Linked DNA regions of Homo sapiens: region 2 is linked to region 1. A link is a contact called in ENCODE Hi-C or POLR2A ChIA-PET data. All regions are on one chromosome and are shown on one strand. The core of a region is the stretch at or near the end of the contact, and the rest is flanking DNA. Distances in the headings are between cores, read along the strand shown.

Evidence for each region. Hi-C counts contacts between places; a loop is a spot of excess contacts on that map. ChIA-PET counts read pairs that join two places held with the same protein, here RNA polymerase II (POLR2A). Pooled maps may share reads with other maps.
Region 2: a map of ascending aorta shows a loop between it and region 1 (2.3-fold over the local background). The contact joins two enhancer-like sites. A Hi-C loop is called at or near these places in 2 of 168 maps with a recorded cell type or tissue (MCF 10A and ascending aorta) and 2 of 50 pooled maps. POLR2A ChIA-PET finds 5 or more read pairs at or near these places in 1 of 52 experiments (AG04450).

The regions. Positions count from the first base shown.
Region 1 is chr6:16,337,836-16,340,401 of GRCh38, forward strand. The region is part of intron 6 of ATXN1 (ataxin 1); the gene reads right to left. Among named protein-coding and RNA genes, the nearest start is that of GMPR, 100 kb to the left of the region's middle. Within about 2 kb of position 1,280, at least 8 of the 41 ENCODE cell types and tissues checked have a DNase peak (open chromatin) inside an H3K27ac peak, as active enhancers do.
Region 2 is chr6:17,031,819-17,034,384 of GRCh38, forward strand. LOC105374951 (a long non-coding RNA gene) reads left to right here. Exons shown (of 3, transcript XR_926534.3): 3 at 2,021-2,407. Among named protein-coding and RNA genes, the nearest start is that of STMND1, 69 kb to the right of the region's middle. Within about 2 kb of position 1,278, at least 17 of the 41 ENCODE cell types and tissues checked have a DNase peak (open chromatin) inside an H3K27ac peak, as active enhancers do.

The DNA.
Region 1 (2,566 bases), core at 30-2,529:
CATTATCTTATTTCAAGGACTGATGCAAGAAGATGAAAAGTATTGGCCAAGGTAACACAGTAAGAACTGGGGTCAGGAGGATGAGAACCTGTCACTTTGACTCTCACTTGAATGTTTCTTACCACCACTGTGATAGATCTCACTACCCGATGCATGAAGCATTCACATCCACTGTCCTATTTAGAATATCAAGATAAATATTAATATTATTATTACTAACAATGATGATAATAGATCAATAATATTCCACTGCTATTACTACTAAGGACACACAGAATTGTAGTTAGAGTGGGCTACGCCGTAAGGTAGAGAACAGGTTCAAACCTTGGCTTTACCCCAAACCACCTATGTTATCCATTTTTAAAAATATAATTTTGGCCGGGCGTGGTGGCTCATGCCTGCAAACCCAGCACTTTAGGAGGCTGAGGCGGGCGGATTGCGAGGTCAGGAGATTGAGACCATCCTGGATAACACAGTGAAATCCTGTCTCTACTAAAAATACAAAAAATGAGCCAGGCGTGGTGGCAGGCGCCTGTAGTCCCAGCTACGAGGGAGGCTAAGGCAGGAGAATCGCTTGAACCCAGGAGGCGGAGGTTGCAGTGAGCCGAGATCACACCACTGCACTCCAGCCTGGGCGACAGAGCGAGACTCCATCTCAAAATAATAATTTTAATTTTACTTGCGATTATACATGTGCCCAAGTTTAATGAGGCAAAAATTTCATTTCAACAATGTGTAAAGTTGTAATCTCTGCCTTTAAAATGGGGAAGAATTAACATGCACAGTGCCTAGTATAACACACACTCAGTACATGGTCGCCATCGTAGTTATAATTCAATAAACATTTCCTCATGAATTCTCAGTGATCACCCACACTTATCTGTTGCTCATCTCTCCTGGCCATGATGTAATCAATACAACACCTTCAAACTATCAATTCTTTCAAACATCTGTTTTTTCCTCACATCTGTGATAGAAAAAGAGGAAGTGATGGGTGTTTGAGAGTTCATTTTTTTCTTCACTTGATAGGTGGGATAATATTTATAAGTGCCCAATGTGCAGACCCCTATGCACACCAACAAGAAGGAAGGCAATTCAGCACACAAGCAGAATAAACAGAAAGCTCAGACGCTAAACTCAAGGATGGCATTTCCAGGGAAGGGTTAAGTGCAATGCCTCCGTGTTTCACTCTGCCTGCTTTTCCACAATACTTTTTGGATGAGTAATTCCCAAGACGCATGGTGGGGAAATGCAGAATCCTCCTTCCACATCCCGCAGGGAAGGCTGCCAGCTGTCTACCCGCACACACACTCACGAGCTTCACCACACAACACGATGCAAAGCGCCAGCAACTGCTCCAGGAGGCCTAGGCTGGATCCTGCCAGCCACCAGGGGGCTGGGTTTCCAGGACATTAGACAGCCCCAGTCTACAACAGAGAACATAAAACTCTCCATCAAGTCAGGAAAAAGGTCTCGTGGGAACTGAGGTACTCTGGGAGAGTCTTAAAACTATTCACTGTCCTTGGTGTGGCTGAATGAAAGCAAAGCCAATGCCTCCAGATAATTCATAAACTAACCAGCTGTTCCTCCAGGTGTCACACACTGGCTTACCTTCTATGGTGGTTTCAGTCACTGAGACACTGCACAATTCAATGCTCTCAACTGCAAAGACCCCAAGACCTCCCGGGACCCAGGCTCTCTAAGGCACAGCAGGCAGGACAAGTCACGATGCTTAATTTGTGCAGGCTACAGCAATGCTTTACATATAAATAACAACTAGCATATGATCACCCCATTTCAAAGACAAGGACATTGAAGCTCAGAGTGTAAGTCACTTGCCTAAGATTACATGGCTAAAAAAGGGCAGAAACAACACACAAAAAATCCTAATATGAAAACTTGGGATCTAGTTCTTGGGTTGTGTAGTGGGTCATTAGTGTGTAGTGAAGAATTTTTTTTCTTTTTTGAGACGGAGTCTCACTCTGTCACCATGCTGTAGTGCAGTGGCGTGATCTCGGCTCACTGCAACCTCTGCCTCCTGGGTTCAAGCGATTCTCCTGCCTCAGCCTTCCAAGAAGCTGGGACTACAGGCGCATGCCACCATGCCCAGCTAATTTTTGTATTTTTAGTAGAGACAGGGTTTCACCATGTTGGCCAGGATGGTCTCGATCTCTTGACTTCGCGGTCTGCCCACCTCGGCCTCCCAAAGTGCTGGGATTACAGGTATGAGCCACCGCGCCTGACCATGAAGAATTTAACCTCACCCAAACTCAGGTCTGGCCTTTGCCCCCACCTGTGGGGAGGTGATCTCTCGGCCTCTGGAATGTCCTGCCTCACAGAAGTATGTTTATTGGCCACTGGATGGAGTAACAATGTGATTTATGATGGGGGCTTTGGGCCATGAGGTATACGTTCCAACCTCAGAGGAACTAATAATGAAAGATATTTGCCTGATCTCCAGGAGGGCCTAGGGACTAGAGGTCAGTCATGAGGACAGTAGCAATTGAGCTCCAATAAAAACTCTAGATGCTGAGGTTCGCGTGAGCTTCCCTGGTTGGTGATTCTT
Region 2 (2,566 bases), core at 28-2,527, 690 kb after region 1:
GTACACGCGAGGCCGGCGAGTTGTCATGGCAGGGAAGTTGTGGGGAGGGTGGAAATGGCGATTTCCATTCCTTTTTTCCTATTTCATGTCCTGCCTGGAACATGAAACAAAACAAAACAAAACAAGACCAAATGCCCTTGGTCAAAACACCTCTGCATCCAAATAGCCTCTGAGGCAAGGCAGCTTCTGAGGCAAGGCGGGGCATCGCCGCACAGAGGCTTGGAGCCTTTGAGGAACAAAGAGGGCTTCAGAGCGCGCTGGCACTCCTTGGCTCACCCATTGATTTTCATTTGCACAGACGCAGGCCCTCTTTTTGTAATCAGAGGGGGGAAAGCAGATCTGTGGAAGGCAAATCTACCATCAGCTGCCTAAAAATAGACCCGCCGCCTCACCACCGTGCAAAACAGGCGCCGGCCCGCTGCTGTGCGCTGGTTGCAGCATGAATTCGCTGGGCAGGGATTTGCAGTATAGACGTAGAGTTGTTCTGGCCTCTGATGCTGCGCCCGGGCCTTAAATGGAATCGCGGTCTGTGATAACTTTTGACAAGAGCTGGCAAGCTGAGCCTTTCTTTGAAATGCACTGGGGGGCTCTCGCACAAGAGCCAGGGCTTTCCAACAGGTGTGAGCTAGGGGGTAGGCCCTACAGATTATTAGGAGGGAAAGTTGTCTATGGTAAATTACCAACTGGGGGAGGTCAGAGTCAAAATCTCCATAGCAGAATTATTACTAATTGTGAAGCGCCAAGATCGTAAGAGAAGAAACCATTCTGACGTGTCATTTTTCCCAGGCCACGACATCTCTGTTAAACAAAAGAGACTCATATTTGAAGTGATGAAAAAGCCATGAAACATAATTTGAAAATTATGTCATGCCCAGCTTTGCCTTCCCTCAAGGCAAATAAAAGCCTCGGAATAAAAACGTTTCTATTTATTTTCAAATATTTGCATGGGTTGCCCCTTTAATCATCCATTCCCTCTAATATTAGTCACAAGCAGTTTAAATGGAAGCTGTTAGCATGAATGAACACTCCTTAATGGCTGGATCACTGGAGGAAGTGAGCTGTAAAGCCCAAACAGTCAGATGAAGAAAAGCAATTAATAAAATTTGCCTTTATCTCAAAGAAACTAGGATGTTTTAACTGCAGTTATGTTTTGAAGGAAACAAATATGATGGTTGATTATCACGGAAAATAGACTGAAGCCTGCCCACTTGTAAATTCACAAACTCACTTCAAGTGGAAAACCCAAGTCTGCATCCTCGAGGAATTGTACAAATGTGCATCACGAGACAAGATCTGGCCCAATGCCTAGAAGCTGGTGAGGTCACCAAACTCATTACTCAGAAAATCAGCTGTGAGCCAAGCCCTCATTCCGTTGCATTTCACATAGAATGGAGATTCCTCCGTCTTTCCCATGCTCCCACCTCCCATCATTAGAAGAAAAATGGGATTCCCAGGTATTTAACTTTAGGAATCTTACAGAGATCCAACATGGACGCTTTCACGCCACATCCTGATTTTAGCTGTGGCTCTTCTTGCTCTGTCTGGAGGCATCTCAGCAGTTAATGGGAGTGATTCACATGATCCTACTCCAATTCCTGCTATTTTAGGATACTTAGCTTTTCTTAGCCATGGATTTCTTCTGTCTAAATCTGCCCGACTGAATTGGAAGCTGCCCAGAATCTTCTTCTTTGGAAATTACATTTGTGCATCTAGGGTATATTTGTCGTTCCGCCCACGCTCCAGCCACTTTTTGAGAAGTGCAGAGCGAGTCATGTGACAGCCATCAGTGTATTTGCACCCTTTTTTGTTTAAAAACATAATCTGCATTACAAATTGCACCAATTCCTGTATGTAGTAAGTCATCATTCAATAAAAAGCACAAATGTATGCCTGTCACATTCAACATAATAAACTGCAAGTAAATACATCTTTTCTTAGTCCAAATCAGTCAGTAAATGATGTCTTTATTTTCTCTGTTATGCACCAAGTTTGCAATCAGCTTTATTCTTGATTCTCTCAGGCCAAGCCTACACAGCGTTAACTGCAGTGGAAGATTGTGCTTTTATCAGAAGCAGCTGAACACCTGAGGACAGGAACATGGCTGAAGCAATTCATTTCTCCAATTCACTTTGTTCTACTTTATCATCATCATTCCGGTATTATCATCATGTTCATCAGATTCTCCATCTAAAAAAGATTTATCACAGTGTCTGCATCTGCAGGCGATACTACAATATAGATAAAACCATTGCTCCCTGCCTGCTCCGGATGAGTTTGCAAAGAGGTATGGTATAGAAGAAACACTTTGTGCTTTGAAGCAAGACAAAACTGAGTTAAAATGGCAATCTTAGCCTGGGCAACATAGTGAGACCCCCATCTCTGCAAAAAATACAAAAATTAGCTGAGCATGGTGGTGCATCTGTAGTCCCAGCTACTCGGTAGGCTAAGGCAGGAGAATCGTCCGAACTTGGGAAATTGAGGCTACAGTGAGCCATGATCGTGCCACTGCACTCCAGCCTGGGTGACAGAGAGAGACCCTGTCTCAAAAAAATAAAAAATAAAATTG